Regions from separate parts of the Mus musculus genome. Here all the other regions are linked to region 4. The links are chromatin loops, found by intact Hi-C in ENCODE. Cell type or tissue: heart. All regions are shown on one strand. Region 1 holds the start of Sptlc2 (serine palmitoyltransferase, long chain base subunit 2). Region 2 overlaps Sptlc2 (serine palmitoyltransferase, long chain base subunit 2). Region 3 has its middle 21 kb from the start of Mir3068. Region 4 holds the start of Vipas39 (VPS33B interacting protein, apical-basolateral polarity regulator, spe-39 homolog).

What was found. Hi-C counts contacts between places; a loop is a spot of excess contacts. Peaks named below come from ENCODE experiments on the same cell type or tissue, not always from the same donor. Only the 100,000 strongest peaks of a DNase experiment are listed, where the experiment ranks them.
Region 1: it touches region 4 in a loop (2.6-fold over the local background); 3 of 42 quality-filtered maps call a loop at or near these places.
Region 2: it touches region 4 in a loop (6-fold over the local background); 18 of 42 quality-filtered maps call a loop at or near these places.
Region 3: it touches region 4 in a loop (4-fold over the local background); 9 of 42 quality-filtered maps call a loop at or near these places.

The regions. Positions count from the first base shown.
Region 1 is chr12:87,385,293-87,393,292 of GRCm38, forward strand. It overlaps Sptlc2 (serine palmitoyltransferase, long chain base subunit 2), which reads right to left and starts at 3,063. Exons shown (of 12, transcript NM_011479.4): 1 at 2,754-3,063. The coding sequence starts at 2,879. It overlaps Gm33444 (a long non-coding RNA gene), which reads left to right. Exons shown (of 3, transcript XR_381803.4): 1 at 1-2,386. In heart, a CTCF peak has its summit at 3,237; DNase peaks (open chromatin) are centred at 2,059 and 3,169; H3K4me3 peaks cover 2,457 bases; H3K27ac peaks cover 2,205 bases.
Region 2 is chr12:87,331,381-87,339,380 of GRCm38, forward strand. Sptlc2 (serine palmitoyltransferase, long chain base subunit 2) reads right to left here. Exons shown (of 12, transcript NM_011479.4): 9 at 4,652-4,778. Among named protein-coding and RNA genes, the nearest start is that of Ism2, 36 kb to the left of the region's middle. In heart, a CTCF peak has its summit at 3,730 (motif pointing left); no DNase peak of the experiment used is centred here.
Region 3 is chr12:87,412,467-87,420,466 of GRCm38, forward strand. No RefSeq gene overlaps it. Among named protein-coding and RNA genes, the nearest start is that of Mir3068, 21 kb to the right of the region's middle. In heart, CTCF peaks have their summits at 882 (motif pointing right) and 4,444 (motif pointing left); DNase peaks (open chromatin) are centred at 965 and 4,415.
Region 4 is chr12:87,264,200-87,272,199 of GRCm38, forward strand. It overlaps Vipas39 (VPS33B interacting protein, apical-basolateral polarity regulator, spe-39 homolog), which reads right to left and starts at 2,087. Exons shown (of 20, transcript NM_001142580.1): 1 at 1,953-2,087. Ahsa1 (AHA1, activator of heat shock protein ATPase 1) reads left to right here and starts at 2,529. Exons shown (of 9, transcript NM_146036.2): 1 at 2,529-2,722; 2 at 3,956-4,146; 3 at 5,676-5,758; 4 at 6,138-6,255; 5 at 7,140-7,228. The coding sequence starts at 2,643. In heart, CTCF peaks have their summits at 2,549 and 3,684 (motif pointing right); DNase peaks (open chromatin) are centred at 2,182 and 2,512; H3K4me3 peaks cover 3,559 bases; H3K27ac peaks cover 2,457 bases.

The sequences.
Region 1 (8,000 bases), 120 kb after region 4:
CTCCTTACCACATTATCTACTCATCAAACAGCCCCATCCAGGAGTTGCTTTTAACATGGGCATTAATCTCTTCAAACATACCCTGGTGAGTGTATACAGGTATCAGAGGTAGCTGATTCCCCTTAGAGAAGAAAGCCTACGAGTTTATAACTTCTCTCCTGTGCATTAAAAAGCAATGTTAAGACATGATGTGAGCAAACAATTTTACATTTCATCCATGCAATAGTACTTTAGTGAAAGCAAGACCCTTGGGTATCTAGTTTGCATCTTACTGTGTATTTTCAGAAAAAGAAAAAGAAAAAAAAAAAGGCAATACTCCCCCTTCAGGATGCAAGGAAAGACAGGTAGGAGCTGGAGCACATAGATTTAATTTAACACAACCAACTTCACGAACTATTTTAAGATATTCTCTTTTTCTCATAAACTTAGAGATCTTATTCCTTATAAATGTAGTACCTGCTTTAAAATAATTTGTGAAAAATCGTTTTCTCGAAAAGATAGTAGTACAGCCCTTAGGATATTCTATCACAGCTAGTCACAGATTTTTATATTTCATTTTAGTAACTTGGTATTTCATCTTAATAGTTGCCAACCTCTGAAGAAATACCATGCTTACAAATGATAATTGCTGGGATTCCAGGAGGTCAGAACTTGACTTACTATTTACTCAAAATATAACTCCTAGTGGCTTATGTTAGAAAGCACCTCTAACACATGCCCAGCTTTGTCTGGACTTCCTTTTTCCTCACAAAAGTCCTAACTCACCCATTCATCAGTTCTCTTCTAGCTCCAGTTACTCAACCTCCCAGATACATTCTATACCTCCACAACGTTGCTCATTAGCCATTTTACACTTCTAGGGAAAACAGCACATTCTTTCATGGCTCATAACAGACTGACTCCTCCCCACATCCCCGTTTTTTGGAGGCAGGGTCCCTCATCGCCCTGCTGTCCTAGAACCCACTATGCAGACCAGGCCAGCCTGAGCTCAGAGATATACCTGCCTGAGGGCTGGGATTACAAACAAGTCATATCAAACTCAGACTGCAAACTGACTCCTAACACACCTCCTCTCACACAATTCTTTTTGAAAGCAATCTTTTGACTCTTAAACACCTTACACACTCAAGGGAGGCCAAGTCTTTTCTGTGCACTCCCACTCCTAACCCTCAACTCTCCCCCAGGGTCATAAGACTTGAAGATAACCCTTTCATACCACAGGATTAACACATCTATCAGAGTTACTGATTCAGGTAGGGGACAGGTTGCTATTGCTTAGTATCTATGTTGAAGATGAAATAGGGTCACTGACCTATCAAAACTACACCAATCACACTCCTGCTAAGGGGAACGAGCAACTTTTAAAACCATTCTTCCCGATATTTGCATAATTGGTTTAAAAAATACTGCCAGGAGCCAGGGGGTAGAGTAGCACATGCCTTGAATCCTAGCACTTGGGAGGCAGAGGCAGGTCTGTGAGTTCGAGGCCAGCCTGGTCAACACAGTGAGTTCCAGGACAGCCAGGGCTACACAGAGAAACCCTGTCTCAGAAAATAAATAAATAAATAAAACTGTCAGGAAAGCCAGGTGTTGGGGTCTTAGTTGCTCTTGGGAGGCAAAGGCAGATCTCTTTTAAGTTGGAAGTCAGGCTTAGTCTACAAAGCAGAACAGCCTGAGAGGGCTGTTACTCAGAGAAACCATGTCTGGAAACAAGCAAAATACTGCTAGGAATTCAGAATTCTGTAAGATAGTTTAGAAGTTCATGGATATGGTTGATGATTCAACTTCAGTTAATTAATACAAGGACTCATGACAACTTACCACTGGATTAAGCAACGCCCTCCACGATAGCTCTATTGCGCCGTGAAGGGGCCACCTAAAATCCTATCTGGATGGTGGGATGGGGGTCTCACCAATCGCACAACGGGACAATTTTCAAGACAAGACCCCCGAGGAGGTTCCCTGCCAAGGTTTTCCCCATAAAGGAAGTCCAGAACGTGATAGGAAGAGGCTGTCCGGTTGTGCTTCCACAACTGCACTGCCTAACTTTCTCAGAGCGTCAGCTTCCTTTTGGGGCTGCAAGACTCTACAGGAAGCATGTACTCGAGGGGACCCGGGCAGGAACCCGAGAAAGTATCGCCGGACTTCGAGGGAAAGATTTCCTCTGCTTCCCACTAGGAGCGGCCTGCACTTTTTTTTTTTTTTTTTTGCGTGATCCACATGGTTAAGAACCAGAGACTTGCAGAGGAAGCCCAGCCTCCAGGGCCCTTCAGAACAGCAAATGCTGAGGAGCCGGGCAGACCTCAGGAGTCCCGCGTGGCTGAGGAGCCCCGGGAGGCTGGAGAGCCAGGCAGAACTAGGGGACACCGCACACCTAAGAAACCAGGTAAACCTTGGGACCCCCGCAGGGCAGAGAACCACAGCTCATCGCTGCGGAGCCGGGTAGTACTGGGAAGGCTCGAATAACTGGAGAAGCGGGCAGAACCGAGGAGCCCCTCACGGTGAGGGAGCCCCACATAGTTGTAGAGTCCCGCGCTGCCCTTGAGTCTCCCTCCCGCTCAGGGGGGAGGCCCAGCCAGCGCCGGCTCCCCGTCGCTCAGCACACCTGAGCCGCGCCCAGCCGCCAGCCGGCCACTGACCGGCCCGCGCGGCTGCCCGTCCTCCCCGGCCCGGCCCGGCCCAGCCCGGGCATCGGCTCGCGGGGGTCCCGGCCCACCGCCCCGATCTCGCCCAGCCTCTCGATCCCATCGTACCTGGCCGGCAGCCGCGACGGTGGCGGTGCTGCTCCTCAAGTACCCGTTCCTCACTTCCCCGTTCTTGACGCAGCCGTTCGCCCGCATCGGGCGGCGGCAGCAGCAGCCTCCGGGCTCCGGCCGCATCCTCCCGGCAGCACCCGGCAGCAGGACAGGCTCTGGAGGTGGCGGCGGAGCCAACTCCCGCTCCGCACCGCACCCACCTCTCCGAAACCGGAAATGGCTGCAGCGCCGCTGCCAATTCCCGGTCCGGCCGTCACGCGAGGGCGGGGCCACCCGAGAAGACGGGGCTCGCCGAAGCCCGGCAGCCGGAGGGAACATGGGGCGGGGTCTATCGGCTATTGACCAATCCAAAGGCGAGAGGGGCGGATCTCATGCTGATTCTGGCGAATTAAGAGCAAGGGAAAAGCGGCTTGCAGACATCAAGGGGACTTCTTCAGAGGAACTCGAGAACTGAGCAATTGATTGGAGCCCTAGCCAGGTCGTAGGTGGAGCTTTGCCGCCTACTGGTCCAGGTTGAGAAGGAGGCGGAGCCCGGAAAGGAACAGCCAATTAGAGTGTGGAGAAAGAAACAGGGGCTGAGCCTATTTCCAGAGCCTGTTCCCGGTTCTCTAGCACTGGTGGTGGTTGCCCTCTGTGCCCTTCCTCCCGAGAGGTTCTCAGGTTGAATCCGAGCCCAAGACAGGCAGCTCCTTTATTTCATTAGCAAATTCCTCTGTGGGTGTTAATAGAATAGCCTTTTTGACAGTCTCTCACTGTTCTTCATTGTGAACTACGCGAACGCCTCGCGCGCACATCACTTGTTTCTATCCGGGTTTTCCTAGGGCAATTTCCTTTGAAGACTTTCCTTGAAAGTCAGGAGACTTGATCTGTTTCCAGATCTTGTGATAACTGAAACTGAAACTTGAGGAATTAACTCCTTTAGGAGCCAAGTTCTTTTAAAATTCTTCCTGCTTCATGGACTCATTTGCCAGAATTACATTAGTAAAGCGCTGGACACCTATCACAATACCTAATCCAAATCAGTAGCAAAAGAAATTGATCTACATTTCAGCATTACAAAGACCTTTAGTTACCCATAAAAAAAAAAATCAATGTCATAATTAAGAGTATGACTCAGTCTAGGTTTGAATCCTGGCTGCCTCACCTACTAGCTGAGTGACCTCTATGTTCCTCTGCTCAGGGGGATAATAACAGTTGCCATAAGAGAATCTAATGAGTTAATGCCTGTAATGTATTTTGCTTAGGACCTGGCAATTAGTAAGTATTCATTAAGTGCTGGTTATTATTAATTGCCGAATGCATCTGTGTGAATCCCTGTGTCACACAACCCCTTCTCCCCTGGAGCTTTAGAACTGCGTTGGCAAGGTTATTTGTTTTGCTTGATTTAGAAGAGGTACTCTTAACAGCAAGTGGAGCAAGGACAAAACTTTCAAGTCACAAACCCTTTGATCTCAAAAGTGAACACGAGAATCAAAAAGAACTCTATGGGGCCTGGAGAGATGGCTCAGCAGTGAAGTACTGGACACTGCTTGTCCAGAGTACCTGGATTTGGTTCTAGCACCCACATGGTGGCTCACAGCTATCTATAACTCCAGTGCCAGAGGAATCAAAGCCTTATTCTGATTTCCCAGGGCACCAGACACAAACTTGGTGCACATACATACATGCAGACAAGACACTCACAGACATAAATTAAAATCTCCTTTTTAAAAGTTTTTTTTTTAAAAAAAAAAAAAAGCTCTGTATGCCTTTAAGCTAAGCATAGTAATGCATTGATACAGTCTCAGCACTCCTGAGGTAGAGGCAGGAGTGTAGATGTTCAAGATAATCTTTGTATATATAACCTGTCCAAGCTAGCCTGGGATATAGGAGTCCCTGTCTTAAACATGATGGGGTGGGGATAAGTAACTCAATCAGTGAAATACTACCAGGAAAACAAGAGGAGTTAAGTCCAGATTTTGAGCATCTAGTTAAAATCCCCATGCTTAGGACACAGAGATGAAAGGGTTCCTAGAGTTCTCTGGCCAGCTGGTCTAACTGAATTGGTGAGTTCCAATGTCAGGCAAAGACCCTGTCTCAAAAATAAGGTAGAGATGATGGGTGATGGTGGCATATGCCTTTGATTCCAGCCCTCAGGAGGCAGAGGCAGGCAGGCAGATTTCTGTGAGTTCAGGCCAGCCTGGTCTACAGAACAGGTCCAGAATAGCCAAGGCTACACAGAGAAACCCATTCTTGAAAAAAAAAAAGAAAGAAAGAAAGAAGGAAGGAAAGAAGAAAGGAAAAAAAGAAGAAAAAGAAAAGTAGAGAACAATTAGGGAAGATACCCGATGCTGACATCTGACTGTCATGCACATACACGTAAACACATGGACACACAAAGAAGTGTATGCCTTATGAAGCTTACTTTCAAAAATCAAGATATGGCATGAAGAGATGGCTCAGTGTTTTGGCTGCTCTTCCAGAGGATGAAGATTTGAGTGCCTAAACCTACCTGGCAGATCATGAGCATCTTTACCAATAATCGGATGCCCTGAAAAGATATACATGAAGTTAAATAAAATAGAAGGGCAACCTTTTGAAGAATAAGAAGGAAGAGGAGGAGGAGAAAGAGGAGAAGAAGAAAGAAAAGCAAAGAAAGAAGGAAAGAAAAAAAAAGAAAGACAGACAGAAAGAAAGAAAGAGGAGGAGCACTGACTGCTCTTCCAAAGGTTCTGAGTTCAAATCCCAGCAACCACATGGTGGCTCACAAACATCTGTAATGGGATCTAACGCCATCTCCTGGTGTGTCTGAAGACAGTGTACTTACATATAGTAATAAATAAATAAATCTTAAAAAAAAAAAAAAAGGAGCCGGGTGTGGTGGCGCACGCCTTTAATCTCAGCACTCGGGAGGCAGAGGCAGGTGGATTTCTGAGTTCGAGGCCAACCTGGTCTACAAAGTGAGGTCCAGGACAGCCAGGGCTATACAGAGAAACCCTGTCTCGAAAAACCAAAAAAAAAAAAAAATAAAAAAAAAAAGGAGGAGGGAAAAGAGTAGGAGGGAGGAGAAGGAGGAGTTCCAAAGTGGGACACTGGATGACAGCGGCTATCAGATTCCCATAGGCAGTGGAGGTGCTCAGGGCAGAAATCTGGTTGAAAGAGAAGCTAAGAGGTTTGATTGACACTTAGATAGTGGGCTGAGAAAATGTAAAAAAGGCTTGGATGGAAGATGTGCAATTAGCTAGACCTTGAAGGATGAGCGAGACTTAGAAACTGGCTTGGAATGAGCAGAGGGGTTTGTTCTGGGGGGAGGGGGGAGCAGTGCATGTTCAGAGCTGGGCAGAGGTTGGCCTGGTCTGGATCCTGGGAAGAACCTGTCCCTTCCTCCTGAGGACAGTACACCAGGAGCTTCTTGCCTTGTTCTGCTGCTTACTCACTACTAGCCTCAAAGGAGTCATGCATACACAGCCCTGATTTCCTCACTCCCCATTTGAAGTCAATTCTTGCACTTCTTCCTTCAGTAGATGAGACAGTTGTGTGTACCCATGATATAATACCCAAATGATCAGATTACTCAATAGGCCATTGCTAAATCACAAAAAGGATACCTCAGTAGGAAACACCCTGGGATCCACAAAAACAAGAAAATGGTCCCTTCTAGAGGCATAAGCTATCTCCTTGTCATTTTATAGAACTTATCTTCAAAGGCTCATGCTAGGTGCTAGGACACAGCTCTCCTTGTCTTCCAAGATGGTTCAGGCCACTTCATCTGTGAAGCCTTTCTTGAAGTTCATCATCCCTATAAAATTAGACAGAGCCTGTGTCACATGGCTTTGGAATTCTGTGAGAGGGAGTGATTACAAACAAGAGCTCTGTTGTCAAACACTGAGGAACCGAAGACCCAGCTCCAGCTCTTACAAACCTGTAACCTTGCAAAGCAGTCTCACTTCTCTGTGACTCAACTCCTGTTTGTGTAAAATGGGATACATGTGCTTCCATGAGCTGGAAAAACTAACTCCAGACCCAGGGGAATCAATCAATACTGCCTTTTAGCCTACTGCCACAGGAACCTGTGCATACACATTCACGTAAACACACACACACACACACACACACACACACACACACACACACACACACACCAAAATAAAAATGAATTTTAACCCTGGCTTGTCTCAAACAAACAAACAAACAAATAAATTTTTATTTAAATTTTTTTTAAATTTTGTAAATAGCATTGTAATGTGGTCTTGTGAAGAATACTGTTTAAATTTAGGGATGAAAAGAGCGTTAATGCAGTAAGATTCAAGATTTTACAAATATTCTGCACACATTTGTTGCTCATTTGTTGGTTTTGTTTTTGTTTTTTGAGACAGGGTTTCTCTGTGTAGCCATGGCTGCACTGGAACTCATTCTGTAGACCCAGGGTAGCCTTGAACTCACAGAGATCTGCCTGCCTCTGCTTCCCAAGTGCTGAGAGTAAAGGCGTATACCACCACTGCCCATCTCATCCGTTGTTTTTGTTTTTATGTGCACTGGTGTTATGCCTGCATGTATGCCTCTATGAGGGTGTTGGATCTTGGATTTACAGACAGTTGTGAGCTGCCATGTGGGTCCTTTGGAAGAGCAACCAGTCCTTTTAGTCACTGAACCATCTCTCCAGCCCTCCTTATTTTATTTTATTTTTGAGACAGGGTTTCTCTGTGTAGCCCTGGCTATCCTGGAGCTCACTCTGTAGACCAGGCTGGCCTCGAACTCAGAAATCTGGCTGCCTCTGCCTCCCAAGTGCTGGGATTAAAGGCGTGCGCCACCACTGCCCAGCTTTAAGAGTCTTGATTATACTGGGTAATTAGGTGTTGAGATGACTGACTGTGGGTATGTGGGGTGTTGCATGATAGTGAGAGTAATTGGGGGGGGGAGGCACTAACCCCATGGAGAGTTTAATATTTCCCGCAACATATATTTATTTATAAAAATACTGTTGTATAGCCCAGTCATGTCTTGCATTTGTTCTGTAACCCAAGATCTTTAATGTTTTGATCTCCTGCCCCTCTTGCCTCTGTATCCCAATTGCTGGGACTACAGAAATAGAACACCATGTCTGTCTTCAGACTTGATTTGCAAGGGATGGGCTGGCCATTTCCCTTTCCATTATCCCTACTCTAATACAGTACAGCCAAGGAAAGAGACTTTCTCCCTGGATTTCTGACTGTATTTGCATCTCCCGAGGTAGGACAAGAGTCGTCCTTCCTTCTTCTGGCCTTC
Region 2 (8,000 bases), 67 kb after region 4:
AGCAGGAAGCAATCGCTCCTGGGCTCGGAAGGCAGTGCTAAGGTGGGTCAAACGTCCTGAGTAGCATGCAGTTCTCTACAAGATCATACAGATGCTTCTTCAAAGACAGCACTTGCCATCTCCTAAATTAGTTGCTGGATCATTTAACACCTCATTAGCAAGTCTATTGCTGGGTTAATTCAAACAGGCCAAACCTGAGTTTAATTAAACTTCAGCCTACCCAAGTTCTACAGCAGTAACAGAATTTACCTAGGTTCTTTAGAAGCCAAGTGCAGTGAAGTTTTCCATATGGAAGTGCGTTGTGCAGTCCCTGTAAAAGCCACCTGTTAAATGCATGTATCCAACTCACTTTGTCTTTGATGTGGCCATGGTGGTAGCATCCAACTACACGTGAAAAACACTGTACACAAAGCACTAAATTATTTTACATCCAATTGCAGTTCTGGAATTTTTTTAAACATCTTAGTTGATTTTTATGGATATTTTGATTCATTAAAAAGGTCTTGGATCTAAAATCCACTACAGAATGTGGTCAGTGATGCATGAAGGACAAGCTAGCTCTCCGGATTTGGTGGGCTTTTCAGAACTTCCCCGGACTCTTCTACTCACCTGCTCTTACTTGATATTGACAGTGAAAGAGAGCCAACAATGACAGTAATTCTAGGGGACACGGGAAGGCTGGCCAGGAGGAAGGAAACGGAGCAGTAAAGGCGAGCAGAACTGTAGCTCCTCCTCCCTGGCTGGCTGCAGCTTTCTGAGCAGCACTCTTCTCCTAACAGCAGCACAGACCATCTCACTTTGAATCTCATTTTAAGCAGGATTTAATATGCTTAATGAATTATTTTAAAGCTCTATTAAAAAACCAATATAGGAACATGCAACTTTAATAGAAATAAAAATGCTCCCTCCCCAGCCTCCTACTCCCAGGAAGCAGTGCTGGGTTTTGTCTGCCTTTCCTGGTTTTAAGCTCCACAATGTTAAACCTCTTTGTCTTGTTCCATCATTCCTCAGTGGAGTCTGGGAACGGTGTCCTAGAACATAGTCCTTCTAGAGCATGTTTTCTCCGTGAATCACCACCAATTTGCATAACTTTACATTTCTTCTTTTGGCTAGACACTTTCATAAATTTAAAAACATAAATGTTAAATTTTCTTTATAAATTTATAGTAGACTGTCGATTTTTTTTTATTAAGTACAGTAACAGTAGTGGGAGAGTATATTGAAGCCCTAGGGAATTTAAAGTTGTTTTGTTTAGCTTCACTCCATGGCCCCGGCTGGCCTTGACCTCACTAGGTTGACCAGGCTGGCCTCAAACCTTCAGCAATCATCGTGCCTTAGCTTGCCAAGTCTTGGGCTCACTGGCACCTGCTAGTATGCTTGGCTGGGGCAAGAATGTAGAAGCCTGTAAAGATGTCTGCCAACCTCACTGAAAGGTATCCAAGCTAACCTTACAAACACAGAGCAGAGACACACATACACAGGTCGCTCTGTGGTTCTAGTGACAGCTCAAAACAGTAATAACCTAAACATCCACTAACAGAAGGAACAAAAGGCTGCCCGAATACGCTGGAATGCTGTAAAACTGCAAACAAGTGACTGAGAAAATCACCCCCAACATGGGACTCATAATGAGAAAAACACAGCAAACTGTATTAAGATACATACAGCAAGAGTGGTTCGTGTAACATTTGAAAACACAAAGGACAGGGACAGTCATTATTAGAATCTGGTCTATTCCTACACGTAATAGAATGTAAAATTTCAGGTAGCAGAACCTATGTGACATAATTGAAAATAGGAAAAACTATATTGTGTCCTTGATTCATTCCAAATCTCCCCACCCTGCAAACGGTTTAAACACTATTCCATACTCACATACTATCTACCTGCTTCAGCCCTGCAAACTGAGAAACCGGCCTACGACTCTCCCATGACTACACTATTCACTCCTCTCGCCTGTATACCTCTGGTCAACAGACCTTAATGTGGCATTTCCTTTGAATGTAGTAAAGACTGCCCATGCATTGAAGGTCCTCTGGTATCTTCGTGTGCATTTCTATATATCATAGGGCATGCTGAATACTGTAATAATATGGCACAACACATTTTTATTGTTACTTTTTGAGACAAGGTTTCTCTATGTAACCCTGACTATCTTAGCTTAGTTCTGTGGCATCTGTGTAATGCTCACAAATTCTGTGGAACCCAGTCATGGCACAAGGATAGCTTATTTTTACTTCACAGGTCTGGGAACTCACTCTGTAGACCAGACTGTCCTGGAACTCAGAGAGATCCACCTGCCTCTGACTCCTGAGTGCTGGGATTAAAGACACGCACCACCACCACCTATAGCATAATATATTTTAGCAACTTAAGCAGACGGGTGCCGAGCCCTTTGAGGAAAGGCTGAATATGGCTCATAAACTCTCCATAGCTCCTCCTCAGACTTATGCCCAGCTACCATCAATTTTGGTGATGTCCAAGCAAAGCTCATGACAGAAGGTTTTGATTCAGTTAACTCAAAATTTTCAAGTTACTACAGCAAACATAGCAGGTTTTCCAACACTCAGTAAAGAAGCTGACAGATGATCCCAGTCCCCAGCCATCTGAGTTGTTCTAGCAGTGGAATCTTCTATTCTGGTCCCAGACCTGTGAAGTAAAAATAAGCTATCCTTGTGCCATGACTGGGTTCCACAGAATTTGTGAGCATTACACAGATGCCACAGAACTAAGCTTTGGTGGTGGCTTGAGAGGCAAAACCTGGAAAAGCAGTACTAATCCAACACTTTGTCTAATTGCCATATTTCATTTTCTCATCAGACATTTTTGATGAGTACAAATAAGTCATTAATTCATATGTACTTCATCATACAGATCTAGGCTCTGAGAAATTACCAACATTAACATTGATAGCATAGCTGTTAGCTTTTTCTAGTCTAAACCAACGGACCAAACTAAATAATCTGTATAACAAACTAGTAAGGCCACTGTACTTTCTGTCTCTGAATACATGTATATTTTATATCCAAACACATTCTCTCACATCAGAAAGAGAAGCAATACATCTATGCTATTGTGAACTCAGGAAGCAATTGACATGGCTTCAATTCTGTGCAGCATTAATACTTTCTTCCTGAATAGGCAAATGCATAAAACCAAAGATGACAACACTATTTCCAAAAGTCTCTTCATAGAGATAATAAGGATCTTTGACAGATAGGAACAAATATAAAGACAGTTTGGGTTTCAAAAAAGTCTTAGTCAAAATCAGTCTCCTACTTAACTGGCTCCAACATAGGCTGTAGCTCATCTATAGTGCCATGTAGCATACATGTACATCTATAATGTCATGAAGAGCCCAAGGCTAAGGATGTAAAGTCTGACATATCCATAATGCCTCAGAAGCAGCAAGCTAACAAGTTAAATTAAGTACATGTCATACTGCTAGCAGAAAACTTTGTTATCTTCTTTCTTTCTTTCTTTCTTTCTTTCTTTCTTTCTTTCTTTTTTCTTTCTTGATGGGCTAGGGTCTCTAATAATATAGGCTGGCCTCAGGATAAGGATGACCTTGAATAATTCTCCATTTCTGAAGTGCTGTGATTATAGCCTTGTATCACAATGCCCCATCCGTACAGAGACTTTTAAAAGTAAAAACAGAAAGCAAAGACTCAATTACCCTTCTTTCACAGTAATTGGTCAACACTGCCCTCTGGTGATTCAATGTAATAAACAAGGCAGCATCTTTTACTTTGATTCAGTTATGTACCTGCATCTCTTTGGATGTACATCTCACCAACGACAAAAATAGATTTAAGATGGCCTTCATTATGTATTGTTCATAAAATTAGAAACTTTAAAAAGGCTTAAAATCAAAGACTCTGGAAACATGCTATAGAAGACACACATCACTATGTAGTAAATTACATTTCCACATAAAACATGTGATTAAGAAAGACCCTGAAGGCAAATTTCCTAAAGTTAAAAGCACAGTGGGACAACAAGAAAGGTCTTATCGGGCTGGTGAGATGGCTCAGTGGGTAAGAGCACCCGACTGCTCTTCCAAAGGTCCGAAGTTCAAATCCCAGCAACCACATGGTGGCTCACAACCACCCGTAATGAGATCTGATGACCTCTTCTGGTGCATCTGAAGATAGCTACAGTGTACTTACATATAATAAATAAATAAATAAATAAATAAATAAATAAATTAAAAAAAAAAAAAAAAAAGAAAGGTCTTATCATGTGTAATTCAGACATGGTAGCACACACCATTAATCCCAGCACTTGGGAAGCAGAAGCTGTGAGCTCAATGTCAGCTGGGTCTATGTAGAGTCCCAGGATAGTCATGCATACAGAGACCCTGCCTATAAAGAAATAAGGGAGGGAAGGAAGGGAGGGAGGGAGGGAGGGAGGGAGGGAGGGAGGGAGGGAGGAAGGAAGGAAAAAAGGAGATGGAGGGAGGGAAGAAACTCTATACAAGGGAGCCAGTATAGTTATCAAAGTGTATTTAACACACTGAAAAGCATATGTGGCCAGTGTTGCCCTGTTGGAAGCCTGACTCCTTATTTAGGGAAAAACTTCAACGGAAACAGCACAATTGGCTGCTAAGGTTTTTACTAAGCCAAGGAAATGCTTCCTGAAAAAGACTTACCAAGACTGGTGCCATCCTGCCCCATGATGCACTTCATGGAGGTGATAATCTGTTCCATCACAGGCGGTGACATCGACGTGGCATACACAGCACTGTGAGAATGTGTGCGCAGGTAGTCTATCAGCTCCTGCAGAAGCAGAGGCAACATTAAGAGGCCGTTCCTGAGTACACAGATGTGTGTGACTACTTTCCCTTCAACAGCCTGGTGCAGGTGCTAAGCTGGGACTCAAGGTCAGCTAATACCATCAAAGCTCACAGCTGGCCAACAAGGACGCCAGAAACAGGGCAAAGCCAAGGTTAGGTCAAAGAGGAATTAAGAAAGTATTAACTTGCTTTTTCTTTTTTCTATTCTTTTTTTCTTTTTTCTTTTTTTCGAGACAGGGTTTCTCTGTGTAGCCTTGGCTGTCCTGGAACTCACTTTGTAGACCAGGCTGGCCTCGAACTCAGAAATCCACCTGCCTCTGTCTCCCGAGCACTGGGATTAAAGGTGTGCGCCACCACTGCCTGACAGACAATGATTTGCTTCTAAGTGGCCTGTGTGTCTCACCCTATATACAAATTGCCTGTCCTTATGCTCCTAAATAACATGTTTCCCTAGGCTGGGAGCAGATCACTTAGTGATGCTGTGAGCAGCTCTTAGCTGCTAAGCCAACGCTCCAGATCCTCATTTAAATCTTTAAATAAAACACGCATAACAAGATTCTAGTGTACTATTGGGCATAGTGGTATATGCCTATAACCCTAATCTCTGGGAGGATGAGTGTGGGGAGCCGCCCTCACATTCGCCGTTACAAGATGGCGCTGACATTCTGTGTTCTAAGTGGTAAACAAATAATCTGCGCATGTGCCAAGGGTAGTTTTCCACCCCATGTGCTCTGCCTTCCCCGTGACGACAACTCGGCCAATGGGCTGCAGCCAATCAGGGAGTAATACATCCTAGATGGAGAATAATTCTCCTTAAAAAGGGACGGGGTTTCGCCATTCTCTCTCTTGCTCTGGCTCTTGCTCTCTTGAGCTCTTGCGCTCTTGCGCCCTGGCTCCTAAAGATGTAAGCAATAGAGCTCTTGCTCTCTTGCTCTCTGGCTCCTGAAGATGTAAGCAATAAAGCTTTGCCACAGAAGATCCGGTTTGTTGCGTTCTTCCTGGCCGGTCGCGAGAACGCGTGTAAGAGATGAGGCAGGAAGATTGCAAATCTAAGGCTAGTCTGGGCTCCAAAATGAGGATATATCTTTAGTGAAGAGGAGGGAGCAGCAGTTGTATGTATCAAAAACAAATAAAAAGAGACGATGCAACTGTAAAATAGGCAATTGCTGTAATTTCCTCACAATTGCATCCCAAAGCACAAATATCTTGTATCAACTCTGAAATGATACCTTATATATATGACTTACTATCTTTAATTCATATCAATATATCATTTAACTCTCAAAGTAAGCTTTGTCTCATTAACAAAAAAAGGAAAAATCTATAATGAGATCTACCAAACCTGATTAGAAGCAACTGACAATGACTTTAGAGGAGTCTAAAGGCCATCACTTATAGACTCGTCTTTCTTCTGTCATCAGTGTCCTATCTGGAATGAATAGACATCTGTTCATGTCTTCCCAGGAAAAAAATTACACAGCATGGAAGTAATGATGTACAGCTCTAGCAGGATTTACTACAACAAGCCAGGTTAGGACTGTACATCCAGAATGACACAACAATCACAGGCCGAGGTCCCTGCCTAATGAGAGTGGAAGTGTTTTTTTGTGAGGAGTATGAATGATGCCTGCAGAAACACACCATGCACAAACCAAACGCAGTGCTCACAAGGGTTATGTAACATTTTGTGTAGTAAATGGCTTTCTACACACAATTCACAGCAAGGGTGGCACAGAACTAAACCCAGAAGAGAGCATTGATGAAAGATATCTGATGCCTTCATACAATGATGTGTGTGTATGCCAGCACTGTCCTGAGAATAATGCTCTTTGCAACAGCACTCACTGTCAACATCTATAAAGCAGCTACCATATTCTCCAGGGGTCTTTTTGTTTTGTGCTATTTCTTCACCTTTTAGAAACTTTCTTTGGTTCTCATCAAGACCAGTAAAACTGAAATTAAAATTATCAAATGTAGCATTTTGGTCTTCAATTTTCTGAGGCGAAGAAAGCATTGTGTGCTATTTAGAACTCTGACAGGCCAGGTGAGATGGCACGTGCACCTAATGCTAGCGTGTGGGAGGGGGAGGCAGGAGGATCAAGAGGTCAAGTCCTACACAGCAAGCACTCTGACTAGCAAACAAGGTGGTCACACATTTTCCTGACTTACAGACTTGTGCAACTTCCTGATCAGGTCTTCACAGAAGGACTGTCTGAAGTCTATTTCAAAGCTAATGAAAAAAATCTGCTTCTGGGGTGATCCGACTAGTTTAATAAGTTACATTCTAGCCACCAAATACCCATAAGATTGAACAGCCTGGCATCAAGGAGGGACAGACCTGGTATCAGGTCACAGGTTCCTCTCTCATGTGTGTCTTCCTTGGCAGTAGCACCATCTCCCATGTAGAACTGGTCCATAACCATCTAGCTCACACATCACAATTCTCAGGGTTTGATCTGACTGCCTGATCGTCAAACTCTGACAGATTCAAAGTACACAAGTAACCATGGTCAGAATTTATACACCTCACAACTGATTAAAGAAAACTGCACAAGGGAATCAGTGGAAATAGAAATGCACACAAAAAAAGTATAATAAGCTAAGAATATGATAAAAATAAAGTATATACATAAATGAAACAATTTTTTCTAGTTATTATTCTTTTTTTTTGTTTGTTTGTTTTTTGTTTTTTTGAGACAGGGTTTCTCTGTGTAGCCCTGGCTGTCCTGGAACTCACTTTGTAGATCAGGCTGGCCTCGAATTCAGAAATCCGCCTGCCACTGCCTCCCGAGTGCTGGAATTAAAAGCGTGTGCCACCATGCCCAGCTTTTTTTTTTTTTTTTTTTTTTGGTTTTTTTTCAAGACAGGGTTTCTCTGTATAGCCTGGCTGTCCTGGAACTCACTTTGTAGACTAGGCTGGCCTCGAACTCAGAAATCCGCCTGCCTCTGCCTCCCAAGTGCTAGGATTAAAGGCATGCGCCACCACGCCCGGCTTTTTTTTTTTTTAATTGGGTATTTTCTTCATTTACATTTCCAATGCTATCCCAAAAGTCCCCCATACCCTTCCCCACCCCACTCAAAGAAAAAAAAAACTGCATTACAAAATTCCTTTTTCTCCTTGGAAATTCTGGATGTATTTTGGATTCCAACAAGTGCTTGTTGATAGGAGCCTGACAAATACAGAGGTGGGTGCTCACAGCTGATC
Region 3 (8,000 bases), 150 kb after region 4:
AAAAAAATCTTTATTTTTTATTTTTTTGGGGCTGGAGAGCTGGCGCAGCAATTAAGTTTGTATACTGTGCTTACAGGGTATCTCAGTGTGGTTCCCAGTCCTCCATGTTGGGCTGCTCACAGCTGCCTGTAACTTGACTCCAGAATCCCATACTGGCTCTTGGCCTCTAAGGGTAACTGCACTCACATGAATACACACTCTCACACAGGCACACACACATATACATGTAATTAAAAATAAAATACATCTTGAAAATGTGTATTTTCTTTAAAGAAAATGATAAAGTTACTGTCCTGTCTTTTTGTTTGTTTGTTTGGGTTGTTTGTTTGTTTTTCTGTTGTTGTTTTTGTGACAGCGTTTCCCAGTGTAGCACTTTAACTGTCCTGGAACTCACTCTGTAGACCAGGCTGTTCTCGAACTCACAGAGTTTGACCAGCCTGGTGAAGCTTAATGGCAGAAAAAAGCTGGTTATGTAGGACTAGACAGAGAAGAAAGGCATCCAAGGTGTGATTCTGAAGAGCATGACTTAAGCACAGGGGGGTGTGTTATGTGCAAACAGAGATGGTGTGTGTGTGTGTGTGTGTGTGTGTGTGTGTAGGATGCTAAGTCTGAGTGGTGTTGGAAATGTAAAAGGTTGAAGGGTTCGGGTATGAGCCAGGGGGATTGCTGTGTCCTGCACTCCTCCTATAGTATTGACCATGCTCTAGGCCTTTCGCTGGGCTTTTTTCCTTGAAGGCCTATGGAGAGAGGGAGAGCTTTGGAGGTGTGAGTCTTTGTCTTTAAAGGTTCTGAGCAAAGGATGAGAGGCAAGATATAGGTTTTGGAAAGGTTGTCTTTTCTGCAGAGGAGCAAGGAGCCTGCCTGCCTGCTGTTCCTTGAATGATCACTAGAGGGAGACCTGGGCTCAGAAGTGGCACTGCATTGGCCTGTTGAGGGGAGTCAGGTCCTCCACTGGAGAAAGTGGACAACCAACGTGGCCAGAGCCCTACTTACACAAGCAGAGCTGGGTTTGCTGGATTATCCGTAAGGGTGAGAAAAAGAGGAAGGTCGCCTAATGTGCTGTGCAAACCTGGTCCTTGGTGTACTGTAGGTCAGCAAAACCTCCTTTTCATTGTATCTCTATGTGCCATGTGTAGACACTGTTAGCATTTCTTCCAGGCTCTGCCCCACAGTTACCTGGCAACAGCCAGGTGTGCCTGACTCAGTATAAAGGGGGCTGCTTGCCCCTCCTCACTCTTTTGCTCCTCTACTCTCTTATCCTCTTACTCTCTTCCCTCTCTGCTGCTTCTCTCTCCATCCCCTCCACCCTCTCTCTTCATGTGTTCATGAACTGCCTCCTCTCCTCTCTGTCTTTCTCTCTCTTTGTAAAAATATTTATTTATTTTATGTATATGAGTACCCTGTAGCTTTACATCTGTGGTTGCTGGGAATTGACTCAGGACCCCTGCTCGCTCCAGCCCAAAAATTTATTTATTATTACATTTAACTACACTGTAGCTGTCTTTAGACACACAAGAAGACGGTGTCAAATACTCATTATGGATGGTTGTGAGCCACCATGTGGTTGCTGGGATTTGAACTCAGGACATTCGGAAGAGTAGTCAGTGCTCTTACCTGCTGAGCCATCTCTCCAGCTCCCCTCTGTCTCTCTTTCTTTCTCTGTCTGTTTCTACTCCCTTCCCATGCCCTAAATAAACTCCATTCCATACTATAACCATCATATGGCTGGTCCCTCAGGGGAAAGGGATGCCTCAACATGGACCTGCAGAGACACCCCTTTCCCCCATACCTGACTACACATTCACAAAACATATCCCCTCTCTCTTTATCTTTTGATGAACACAACACTCAGGGCCATGTTTACTTCACTCCTAACCCATGGTGGCTTCTCTTTCCTCCTCCACCTTCTTCTTGTGGTTCTCCTCTGACACCAAGCCTGAAAATCCTAAACCCCACCTATGTCCCTGGCTGTCAGCATCTTTATTATCAATCAGAAATAACTTGGGTCACATAGTATCACTTGGGTCTACCTGCAGACTCTAGGTTTTGGGCGGCCCACACTTAGCATTACAATAGACAGCAAGACCAAACACCAACAGAGAACCTAAGGATATTTGTCCTTTTACACTCACTCTAAAGCAAAGGGATATTGCAGTATCTCATTCCACCCTCTCCTATCACCTCTTTGCTCCCCTCCCCTCTCCTTTCTTCCCCTCCTTTCTATTCGCCCTGACCTCTCTTCTTGTTCCATTTCCTTTGTAATGATGAGGATTAAACACCGGGCTTTGTCCATGCTAAGCAAGAACTCTAGCACTGAGCTCCACCTCAGCCCAATATTTGTCTTCGTGTGTCTTTCCTTTGTTGAGGGCTTTCTGGTTCTTTGCTCCCAACAAACGAAGGTGCTCCCACTTTCCCTTCTGGACTATGTTTAACTGCTGACCTAAAAAATCAAGCAGAAGTGTCCATATTCAAAGTTAGAAACTAGATAAAAGGTGCACTGGTTCCCTCTTCCCCTGTGCCACTTAGTCCTTGGCTCAAGGGAAGACAAATGTCACTTTCTGTGGACACTGAGACTATCCTGTGGAAAGACCCACATGATGCTGAGCCAAGGTCTCTGTCAATAGCTAGCCTGGAAGTCCCACTGAGTTTCCAATTAATGCCTCTAGTACACTTGCAGCTTGAGAACTCTTTGCACACTCACGCATGCGTGTGTGTGTGTGTGTGTGTGTGTGTGTGTGACCCTGATCCTAATACCCCATCTTTATATTGTGCTCCTGACAGCCTTTCTCTTCTAATTTTTTTGTGTGTTTGTTTTTTGTTTGTTTGTTTTGAGACAGGGTTTCTCTGTGTAGCCCTGGCTGTCCTAAAACTCCCTCTGTAGACCAGGGTGGCCTCAAACTCAAGATCCACCTGCCTCTGCCTCCCGAGTGCTGGGATTAAAGACGTGTGCCACCACTGCCTGGCATCAGCCTTTATCAAGAGACTCTGAACTTCACACATAAGCTTGGTAAGGGGCTTAGAGTCGAAGTCACAAACTGGGCTAATTGGCCAATCACACAGCTATAAATAGTCATTGCATTATAGGCTTCCAGAAGGCTTTCAATAAACAACACATGTACTTCCTTTTTTTTTCTATTTTTTTCTTTTTCTTTGCACTTCCTTTTTTTAAAAAGATATATTTTTATTTTATGTGCATGTGTGTTTTGCCTGTATGTATGGCTGTGCAGGTGCCATATACCTTGGAATTGGAGCTACAGAGTTTTCGCTGCCATGTGAATGCTGGGAATTGAACCCCAGGTCCCCTAGAAGAGCAGACAGTGCACTTAACCAATGGCAATATCTCCAGGTGTGTTCGTGCCCAAGAGAGACAAGGTGTAGGTCTGAGCCAAGGTTGCCCAGGTATTAGTCCCAAACCAAGAATGAGGAATCTCTTGTTCCTCTACTATATCCATCAGGGAGGAAGGAGCAAGGAGGTAGAAAGCTCCAGAAATTCCATCAATTAAACTGTCTTCATGGGAAGGAAACGTGAAGAGCTTTGTTGTAGTTATTACTAAGTGGCCCCAAAAAGCCTTTGTGGTAAAGGCTTGCTCCCAGGACAATGCTATTGGGGACTCTGGACTTTCAGTGAGTAGGACCTTCTGAAAGTTTTTTTTTAGGTCATTGGGGTGCATGTTTAAAGGGTGTTTTGAGACCCTATTCCCCACTCCTCCCCTTCCTTCACCTTTTCCTCTCCATCTCTTTTCTTTAACTCCACAACACTTTGTCATGATGTCCTCCTCGGAAGGACAGACTTCAACCTTCAAATCTGTGGGCTCGGGGTCTCTTCTCTTTACAAGGGATTGCAGCTGTTTGTTACAATAATGAAAAGCTCAGTGCCACAAAGAAAAAAGGATTCTCTTTTGGATTCTCCCCTTCCCTTGGGGGCCTTTCACGTACCTGCCACCTTCTCCCCTGCCATCTTCTCCCCCGGGGGATTGATGCCCTTCTCCTTCCCATTATCCAACAGCTGTACTCTCCTGCCTCTCTCTATGGTGTCCTAGGAACCCTTACTGACATGCTGCTCGACAGGTAGGCCCTTGCTCACGGCTCAGTGGCCATTATCATGATGCATCAGACTTGCCCCCTTTGGTGGTGTTGTGGTACCAGGGATGAAGCCCATGGCCTCAAGTATACCGGGCAAGTGCGCCACCAGTGAGTTGTATCCATGTCTCTTAAACTTGTTGCTTTGAAGATAGGGATTTTGTTTTCTGCCTGTCTTCTTTCCTCAAGCCTGAAGTTTTGTAAGATCATCCACACACACAGAGCAGATCGCCTCAGCGGGAACAGCAGACAAAAGTAAAATCAGTTTGATGAAGACCTTGGGCTCAGTGGTTAAGACCGCGTTTACCAGCAACCACATGGTGGCTCACCACTACCTGTAATGGGAGCCAATGCTGCCCTCTTCTGGTTGATCTGAGCAGAGCAACAGCGGACTCATACACAAGAACAACAAACAAAAACAAAGTCTTACCAAGGAAGACCATTCTATCATTCTATTCTATGAATGGGACTGTGGGTCGGACGTTTTCTTTCTATTATTATTATTATTATTATTATTATTATTATTATTATTATGAAGGAGAATCTCACCTTACAGCCCAGATTGGCTTGGAACCTGCAATTCCCTGGCCTCAGCCTTCCATTAAAGCCATGTACCACCACATCTGGCTTTTCTTTGAGTACACAATTGCTCAAGCATCGGTAACTGGTCAGCAGAGAATGAAAAATCCCATTATTTATCCCCTGTCACTCAGTGATAATATACATACATACACATCTATTCCTAATGAAAGAAGTCAACCTAAAGGGCTGGCAGATCAAGCTAATGTCTACAGAGTCTTCCCACCCTAATCCACATGCCCCTTTGTGATATGACTGTGCTCTTTTTTGGCACCAAAGAAGCTATTTCCTGGGCTAGAGAGATGGCTCAGTGGTTAAGAGCACTGAGTGCTCACCCTGAGATCCTGAGTTCAATTCCCAGCAATCACATGGTGGCTCACAACCATCTGTAATCATATGACAGTGTACTGATATACATTAAATCAATAAACTCTCTTAAAAAAAGATTGCCCTGAATTTTGACCAGTAGGATGTATCAGATGGGATGAAGACTAGTGCCACTAACTTCAGAAGTCCAGAAGATTTATTTTATGTGTATGTATTTATTTTATGTATATGAGTACACTGTAGTTGTACAGATGGCTATGAGCCATCATGTGGTTGCTGGGAATTGAACTCAGGACCTCAGCTCACTCCAGTCCTGCTGGCTCCGGCCCTGCTCGCTCCAACCCAAAGATTTGTTTTGTATTACATGTAAGTACACTGTAGCTGTCTTCAGATGCACCAGAAGAGGGCATCAGATCTCATTACGGATGGTTGTGAGCCACCATGTGGTTGCTGGGATTTGAACTCAGGTGGTTGCTGGGATTTGAACTCAGGATATTCGGAAGAGCAGTCAGTGCTCTTAAGTGCTGAGTCATCTCTCCAGCCCATGGTTCTGCTTTCATAGTCTTGGAATATGTCCTGGGGTCTCTGAGAAGCTGATCACACCCCAGTATGAGGAAGGGCCATGGGGAGACCCATGCAGCCCACCTGGCAGCAGTGCATATGGCCTCTTGGGAACTCCTTCACCAACTCACAGGTTTGGAAAGACGAACCATTGTTTCCTGCAGTGAAGTGTAAGAATCAGTTGCCATCTATGAACTCATGAGTTTCAGGCTCCTTCATAGGCATCATATTTACATGCATGTAATTTCATGCTGAAATATACTCATGTGAACATACATGGAGTAGTTAGCTCTTTCAGCTTCCTTAGACTACAGCCTTGTGCAGCCCAACCTCATTGACTTTACCTCTTCCTTACTAATGGATGTCCACTGCATGGCCTGAGACACTTAGGGCCTTCTGGGTAATTGTGGGGCTTTGGTCCTCTGGACCATCTGGAGACGTTAACCTCTGTGTTCTCTTAAGCAAAACAGAGAAACATTTTGGTGTGGTGACTACTACACTCCTTTCCCTGAATGTTGTCTTCTGGGCTTTATTAAAGCACTGAAGAGGCTGGTGAGATGGCTCAGTGGGTAAGAGCACCTGACTGCTCTTCCGAAGGTCCAGAGTTCAAATCCCAGCAACCACATGGTGGCTCACAACCATCCGTAACGAGATCTGACTCCCTCTTCTGGAGTGTCTGAAGACAGCTACAATGTATTTACATATAATAAATAAATAAATCTTAAAAAAAAAAAGCGCTGAAGAAGCACAGTAGACTTATGGGGGGGTGGTGGTGATACAGCTGCATTCTGGGGCCACTGGAAAAGTGTATGGACCCAGTGGCCTTCCGTGTAGCATAAAATTGGTGAAGAGAATTGGCAGTCGTGTGTCACTCTACCATCCCTAGAGTGCTCTTTGCTGCATGGAGGTGATTGGCTGAGGCCCCCCAGGAAAGGGTGAGAAGGAGTATGGGTATCTATGATAGGGAGGAGGGTGCGGGGAATGGGCTCTGCATCCTGCAGATGTATTTCTGCCAGAGGGGTGTGCATGCTATATAGGGGCTGCTGACAGGGTGCCTCTCGTGCCTCAGTGTGGATGTGACCAAACTCAGATATGCTGCTGTTAAATGAAGCGGGACATTTCCATGGCAACACATCTCTCAGCTCCCAGCCAGATGCCAAGGCCTTACATTATGGTTTTCTGGCTGAGAGAGCACTTCAATTGCTTCTAGTCTCCAAAGCAATGGGACCGCAGGGACACCAGATGCCTCAACCTAATAGAACCTAAGGGGTGCTATGTGGGAGCCCGAAGGGGTTTTGCTTGGGGGAAGGCCTGCAAGTAGCCATAATAGTTAAGGGGGCTGGACAGGCTCCAGACCTATCATCTCTGAAGCAGTGACCTGGGCTTAATGTTTTCCAGCACCTCAGTCTAAAAGAAGGATTGTACAATGAACATGGTCAGGCATGTCAATCACTCCTTTCAGTAACCTCCTTCTTTCTGCCCATCCGTCATCCCTCCTTTGGAGTTTGAAGAGCTAGGTCCTAGCATCCCTGCCTACTTCATCATAGGTAACTAACTGGTTTGGGGCACACAGCTGGCCCGAAGGTGGCTAAGCTGATAGTCTTCCATCAATTCGGGTCCAGTAGTGGCAGCCCCGTGTAAGTAAAATTATCAGAGATGGACTAAGGCAGCAAATGCAAAGCAGCTAAGACCACGGGGGTGGGGGTGGGGGTGGGGTGGGGTCGGGGGGAGGAAGAACAGGAAGGAAGAAGACTGCACCTGTGTTCCGATACCTTTTCCTGATTCTCCTACCTGGATCTGCTTCCTGCAGTTGGCTGCTTTCTGTTTGACATGCTCCCTACTTAAGGTCCTGAGTACTTGGGTCAAGTTCTGATAGCGATGCCCAAGGTGCCTTATCTATCACAATTCCACCCACAGTAACAACACAAGAGGCTGGCTTGAAAATGTTCAAACACCAGTCCGTGTTGTTGCTCTCTAGCGGCTACTGATCTGCATAGAGTTCTGTGGGACCAGTGTCACGGCAAGATTATGACTACGACTAAGCAGCTACTATGCATTGCACGATGGGTCAGGTGTCAGGGAAGCAGCTCCAAAAGAGAGTGTGCTTGAGGAGTTTATTCTCTGGAGGACACAAATTATGGGCGAATAAAAGCTGTCAGGTAGTGCTGTGGGCTATGCATTCCAAGAATGGCTCCCAGGATGAGTCAGGACTAATCGGTTACATCAAGATTAAAAGGTGCTTTGTTTTCACAAGAGGGATGAAACCACCGAGAGAACCTTTGGCTGCCCTTTGACCCAAATAGTTAGAGTGAAACCAAATTTCCTCCTTTGCGGGTCAACTTTTATATCGGTGTCCTCTTCTGGTGTGTCTGAAGATAGTGACAGTGTACTCACATACATACAATAAATAAATCTTTAAAAAAAAAATGACTGGCTTCAGAAACACAGAAGCA
Region 4 (8,000 bases):
ACTCAGATGTTATAGTAACTATGAAAAGTGCAAGTTATAGTCTCCCTTCTGAAGGATCTCATTAGAACTAGGGTACCAAAACAAAGGGGATACTATTCGAGAGGCAAATGTTGTAAGGATTCATCATAATTTTGCTGAACACACAAAAATCAGCCAACACTCACCCCAAACAGAATAAGCAAATTCATGTATTATCATATATTTAGGGAGTGCCACCTCTGAGTTGTGCTTCTAAGCTCTGGGAACACTACAGCTGACTACAGCCAACAAATGTCCCTCTCTTCCAGTATGTTCTTTAAATGCCTGACATAAAAGAAAGGAAAGCAATTAAAAGCAGAATTATCTTGCCTGTATCATCAACTCATGATCATTTTATGAATCATTTGGCTAATTATGGGGCCAACTTCTGAGATCATGACCAAGAAAATATATATTAGCTAAAAGATCCCACATTATTCTCATGACTGCTCCAAAGTTAGGTATTGTTCTGCAAAACAAAACACGTTTTTCAAATTAAGCTGTGGAAGAGTAAAAATTGTAGTTTAACCCAATAAGTACCAAGATTTCCACAGCACCTGGCCACTTACTGGGCCTTGAAGTCAAAAGGTAAATGGCTCATTTCTAAGCCTTGGAGAAATGCAATCTTGCCTTACTGGCTAATAGTGAAGGATAAATAGTGTTAGAAAGCCTAACAAAGTGCTTGGCAGAAAATAAACATGTAAGGTTACATCCCGTTAGTATTTGATATAGCAGTTAGTCTGCCACTAGATAATATATGCAAAGTGTTTACCTAATCTTAATGCTACCTTAGATAAAACAAGAGAATTTTGTTTTCTGCAGTTCTGGGAACTGAGCTTCGGGCCTCCCACGTTTTAGACAAGCACTCTACCACTGAACTATATTCCCAGCCTCCAAAATTTTTGTAAAAAGCAATCTTAAATATTAAAAGAAATTCTAAACCAGGCCACAAATCATGAAGATGTGTACAGAACATAAACATGTCTCTAACATGTGTGCAAATTCATAAATAACTGTCATTCATTTGTCATTCACAACGATCCTGAAAGGTAAGCCTGGGAGATTCCCACCGACCAGGGGAACAAAGCTCAGAAGCAGTAAACATCACAACTTTACTAAATCACTTCTACTCCAAACTACAATCCAGGGTTTTTGGATCCTAGACTCTTTCTTTTCTTTTTTCACTTTTGGGAAAACTAGACAGATCTTTACAATGGTAACTAGAAATAGGTAGAGAATATGTCTAACAAACTTAGTACTTCACCAAGAATTCTTAAGACTCTTTTTACAGTAGTGGATACATTGTATTTCGAGTGACAAAAGAGACCGTGATTTACGTGGTAAGTAAAATGGTAACAATTTATAACTCTAAGAATGCTCAAAGGAAAGCGGGCTTCAACGTGATTTAAAATGCTTCCGAGATTTGATCTTATCGTCACCTGTACACTGACAGTCTGACATGGATAGGGGGACAGATGCGAGAGGACGGGAACACGACATAGGGAAAACAGGACCCGTTTAAAACACAAAACAAAACAAAACCAAAAACCAAAACCCTACAACCAAGAGGTTCCTTGCCTCAGGGTACTGTAGAAACCAGCTACTGGAAGTTAAGCTAGGTTTTTAAGGCGATGTTTGAGAACAAAGACCTGAGAGATTGGATTACAGGAGCAAGGTCCAGGAAACCACGCATCTACCACAAACACCAGAGCCTAGAGGGTGCCTGAGAAGACATATTCAGAACCAAATGTTGAGTAAGCTGCTTTGAGGCTTGCTGGAAAGCCCCATCTCGGAGCTCCCAAGAGTGGTCCCGACAGAAGAAGGTCGGAGTGAGAGTGTAAGGATGCCTCAGAAAAGACAGGGAAAGAAAAGGGTGCGGAGAGGGTGGGTTCACCTAGACACGAGGCCTAGACAGGGGCTTGGGACACCCTCACCTCTTCCACACCGAGCGCTCCTTCTCAGGACAGCGCCAGGCTCAGCCGCTGGACCAGCCTTTCTAAACAGGCTGTGAGGCATAGAGAAGAGCAGAAGGGGACAGCGGAGAAGAGTCTGAAGAAGGTGAAAGGAATACCCGCAAAGCATCCTGGAAGTTGTAGTTCCATAACCTCTATCATTCTTTCGTCCTCCCTGCGGGCCGCGAGGCTTCTGGACTAGCATTCCCAGAAATACTAGCGCATAGTGCTAGGTCATTTCCTTTACTTTCAGCATGACCTTCCGCAGTTATCGGAAGGGTTGGTTTAAAGACTACAACTCCCATCAGGCTCAGCAAGGTCGGTTTAGGGCCCAAGGAGACAATGAGAGGAATATTTTGTGTCCTAGCCGGTGGGGATTAGGATCTTGAGGGCCTAGACTTAAGAGCTTTTAAGATAAACTGAGAGAGCTGGAAGGAACGCCAGAAGTTACGGAACCTACGGCTCGGCGAGCTGGAACGGAAGTACCCGGTAAGAGCGAGGAGGAGCCGGAAGTTAAGGCTGGGAGGGGGTTGGGGTGGAGGGAAAAGCAAGCCAGGAGGTGCTGTGCTGCTTCTAGTAGTTTCCAGGCGCTGCCAGGCGGCTGGGACCGAGCGGTCCTCAGGCTGTGGCTGCGGCTGCTTGGGAGCTGGTAGCGGTGCGATAAGTGAGCTGATGGCCAAGTGGGGTGAGGGAGACCCACGCTGGATCGTGGAGGAGCGGGCGGACGCCACCAACGTCAACAACTGGCACTGGTATGGGCCAGCAAGACAGGCCGCAGGAGCACTGTTAACAGGCTAGGGGTTGGAGGTGTCTGGGACCTTGGCGAGTACGGGACCCAAGTAACCCTGGCCTGGGGTTGGGCGTGAGTCCTTTCTGTAGCAGGGGTCCCCTCCATCCCTCGCCACCATCACAGTCTTAGGGGCGATGGGTTCGACATGGACTGCTGAGTCCCCAAGGAGGAATTTCAGAGCGAGAACAGAGTGCCCTAGTTGCTGCATCCAGCCTGAGCCGGGTGATACTTCCTACACGTGGCCGCAGGCGTCCTTGAGATCCAGACCCCTGCCGATTGTGTTGGGAGTCTGCTGGGGAATTCGAGAGCTCCAGGCGCGGTAGTTGTTGGTTTGCGGGTTACAGTGAAAGCAAAAGTCATAGGGGACTACTGCCTCAGTCCAGCGTGAGAAGCTTTGGAACGTGATCTGCAGGGCACTTGGAGCTTCGGGATGCTGAACGCAATGCAGTCTCCTACCCGGAACTGTTAAGTTCTGTTGTAACAACTCCAGGTTGCCCGGCAGTCATGATTTTACAGCCTAACCGGTCTTGGAAGCTGCCTCATCTCTCAGAAATCTTCTGGAAACAAAGTTATTTGGAGTGCCACTGAACTTTACAGACATTATATTTTTTTTCCTCAGTTATAGCTTTTTGATTTTTAAATAGCTGTACTAGAAGGGCAAAGAATTGATTTTTACCGTCTTTTTTTTCCCCCTTCAACCTGTCTCTTTTTAACATTCTACTTGATGTAATTTTTCTTGTGGACTTTGTGACACTGTCTAGAGGATGTAGGATGTGTAGGGCAAAGTTTGAACACTGAACGGGACACAACACTGTTAATGAGGCTAGCATTATTGTTGGTTTGTTTTGTTTTTTTAAACTGAAGTTCTTAGCAAAAATGCTTGCTTGTCTTTGCTCTCCTGACTTAAGCAGTATGGTCACATCTTTCTTCTTGGCCAAATGGGGGCGCCATTTTAACGGTCAAGGCTCATTGTGCTAAGACTGGAAAGTATTAACTTGGTTTGCACAGCACCTCTCTTTGTTGACAACTCGCCACCCCTTTGGATTCCTAAAAGTAGCATGTTTGTGGACATTCTAGGGTAGAATTGAGAGGGTTGGGTTGTTTTCTGCCTCCTTTAACCTTGCAGTCACCTGCTGAATGAAACAGTGCGTTCTCCTCTTGACTGCCAGCCCTTAGCGCTGCTTCTGTCTTGCAGGACAGAGAGAGATGCTTCAAATTGGTCCACAGAGAAACTGAAAACCCTGTTCCTGGCCGTTCGAGTAGAAAATGAAGAGGGCAAGTGCGAGGTGACCGAAGTGAACAAGCTTGATGGGGAGGCATCCATCAACAACAGGAAAGGCAAACTTATCTTCTTCTATGAGTGGACCATCAAACTGAACTGGACAGGTAAGGCCTGCCAGGCTGCCAGGGAAGAGGTTATAGCCCCGTTGCCATAGCTCTGATCCTTGCTGGAGAGGTTCTGAGCACTGACAAACTCTTGAAGAGAGAAGACGGTGTTGCTTTGAAGGCAAGCGGCATTGGGCACTCAGTGGGACGCCAAATGAATTTATCTGCTTGATCTCGTCAGTTCCATCATTTGTCTCATGAATGAATGATTTTTAAAAGGGGGGGATGTTTCTTTTAGCTTCAATCACTTTCTACTTCCAGTGCAAATCTTATATCACTGTACTATCATAGCTAATTATACATCTGATTTGGGGCTGTTTTACCATCTTATAATTTAATGTCCCTTCTGTAATACCCCTAGGGGGGAGAATTGGGCTGAATGGAATATTTCCCAAGTGAGTAGTAAAGATGAAAGTAGATAGATCTGTCTATAATTTTTGCTTTTTCAATGTATATCTGAAGTATTGTTACCTAGAAGGAACTATATATATCTTGTCTAGTCTCCTTTTTATATAATACACTGAAAAACTGAGGCGTACAGACACAGAGTGAGTTTTGTCATAGTTAACATGTACCCTAAAACTTAGTCCACTATGCAACAACAGTTACTCAATTTAGAAAGAAAAAAAAAAAAAACAACCCACAGGGTTGATAGGATAGAATTGATCAGGTACCCATTAGATGTTGTTAACACATACCTATAGTCCCACCACTTGGGAAACTGAAGATAGGAAAATGGCGGTGAACTCTAGGGGGAGAGGGAGAGAAGTCCTCCATCCAAAAATGTCTTTAAAGAAATCGGGGACCAGAGATTGGAGTTCAGTTCCCAGCACCCATTTATAACTCCAACATGAGAAGGCTCTGACCTCTGAGGGCACTTGCATATGTGTGTCCCCCCAACCTCCACACACATGCACACGTAATTAAAATGAAATCTAGAAACTAAAACTTAATACCAGAGTTTTATACATGTGCTGAGTATGAAATACATTCATACTGTAATCAGGATGGTGGGTGGTTTTTTCCTGAAAGAAGCTTGAAGTGTTGTGTTTTGGCCGTCAGGGGTTGTAGCTTGAGGGCCCTTGTGAGATCACAGAACGGGTCCATCTAAGGCAGAGGGATCAGCACATACCGATGGCACCTTACCTGACAGATGGCAGAGATAGGACAGTGACAGATGTCACATAGTTTTCTATGTTCACATCTTACTTCTAAATTATAAACTCACACAGAAGCAAATGCAGAGTGGCCACAATCAAATTCTCCATGGCAGGTGTTCTAACAACCAATGCTAGTGGCTACCCAGACAGGCTCGGGGGACCTGAGCTACTGCCAGTGCCATGCTATAATAAGTCATAACAGCTCTCACTCCACTGTGGGGTGAGGAAAGACATTAGGGGTGCCAGTGATTGCTTCTGGCACGTGGCATTCCCAGAGTGGAGGGTCACAAGAAGCCTAAGTAGGACACTGCTCTGGCAGGACCTTTCCTGCAAAGGAGGTGGCTAATGAAATTGCATTGCTTTTGACAGGTACCTCTAAGTCAGGAGTGCAGTACAAAGGACATGTGGAAATCCCCAATTTGTCTGATGAAAATAGCGTGGATGAAGTGGAGGTTTGTGTTTGCCGAGTCCTCGCTTGCTGCCTGTTGTCCCAGATGAGACACGTGATTCAGTCCCCACATAGTACAGGCTCAGGCTGAGGATGCAAAAAAGCAGTCTACGGGTACATTCCTAGCTTTGTGGTGCCACTGGAAACGTCCCGAGCAACTTGTATGTATTGAGCAGCTCTGCTTTAGCTAAGGAAATGGGTTCTAACGTCAGCCATCTCTGCCGAGGCAGGGGAGTAGAGAAGGAACATTGGTGGGATTGTGCGGCTAGCCAGTTAGCTGTACACTTTTCCTTTGCAGCTCGCCGCAGTCTCTTGATTGCTCTGCCCCCACACTCATGATAGCGCCCCTAAATCATTATCACCTGTGTTTGATCTCTCACTAGATTAGTGTGAGCCTTGCCAAAGATGAGCCTGACACAAATCTCGTGGCCTTAATGAAGGAAGACGGGGTGAAACTTCTGAGAGAAGCAGTGGGAATTTACATCAGCACCCTCAAGACAGGTACTCTTTTAGATCTGTATGCCTGAAGGGGGCGTCCATTTTCCACTGCCAGATCCTGCCTGAGGGCCTGACTGCCCTCCCCTAGCAGATGCATAATGATCCGGGAGGCGGTGGGTATTTGTTTAATTTTGAAGTTATTCTAAAGGCTCTGAGTTGGAGAAAGATCTTGAGCAAGGTTGTCTGATAGTGTTGGCTGTTAACCTCTTGAAATATAGCCAACCAAAGTGAGATGTGCTGTGAGTGTGAATACAAGGTGGGTTTGAAGGCAGCACCCAAAGAAGCCAGTGTAAAAACACCTCATAATCTTTTAAAGATTAACAGCCATTGAAATGATAGCTGTGTTAGAGTAACTTTAGGGTAAACATGCTAGTAAAACTTCACCTACATTAACTCTTAACATGGCTACTAGAAATCTTAAATTGCTTTTGAGACTCAGATCAAACAAGTTTTGCTCTAGAGACTATTTAAGGACAATCCCAGATTGTCACTGGTCCTCCTCTTCCGGGAAGTTGAGATGGTTGTAACTGAAGGGGTGGGGTGAGCCTGGATGTCTTGGGGAGTCCATCGCAGCCACATCCTTCTACTCTTAGTGTTGAAGTTTGCATCCTGACCACCTTGAAGTTGATCATTTTTAATGTGAGCCGGGACTCGGGGTTCTGACTAGTGAATCTTGTAGAAAGTGAGTAAAGAAGTTGTAATGCTTCCACCTTTATTGGGTGTTTACACGTTTTAAAGGTCATGCTGCTGTGTTCCATAGATGCCAGGCATCCACCAGAGGTAGAGATTACAGAATGCAGGCTTTTCCTTAATGCTGGCTTACAGCAGCTGAACGACTTATGTGCTATGTGGGCTATGAAACTAACGGGGGGGTTTTGTCTTTTTAGAGTTTACTCAGGGCATGATCTTGCCCACAGTGAATGGAGAGTCAGTAGATCCAGTGGGCCAGCCAGCACTAAAGACTGAGACTTGCAAGGTAAGCAGTGATGGGGCAGGGGCGGGGCGGGCCACCTGCAGAGGAAGATGGACGGCGCCTTCATATGCAACATCAGCTTTTCTGTGTCCCTGACTCCAAACCCAGAGTTTGGAGACTTTTCGTGTTTTTTTTTTTTAAGTTTTCTGTCAGTGTTTTAGTATAGTATAGTTTTATGCTTGCATATTTATGTACTATATGTTCACGTAGTTCTGTTTCAAGTACCCTTGAAAGCCAGAAGAGGGTATTCCATCTCCTGGAACTGGCCTTGCAGGCAGTCGTGAGCTCTCTAATCTGGGAATCAGAACTAATTCCTTTGCAATAGCAGCAAGTGTTCTTAACCACTGAGCCACCTGAGTCATCTCTCCCATCCCCTATCCTGTTCTTTATTGGTTGGTAGTAGACCCCCTCAGAGCACAGAGAAGCCATCGGGGACATGGAAGTAGGATTTTAGATTGGACTGAATGCCAGTTGGCTGCTCTCAGCTTCCTTTCTAGCTGGGGTGTCAACATTCATACTTGGATATTAAGGATCTCACTTGAATCGTTAACTTTACCCACCAGGAAACAGATTCTTCTCGCTCGCTTTGTGGCGCAAGCATCTGTTTTATCTAGCTAGCTCTTGGTGGTTCTGGCTGAGTTCTTGGTTTAGAACCCTGGCATCCTTTTGTCAGCAGTGGAGAACACTGGAGCGCTGCTTCCAGCTTGCTCGCTTTTTCTCCTTCCCCCAGATTTCCCTTCTTCTTTCTCTTCTTTCCTTTTCTATCTTTGTCTTT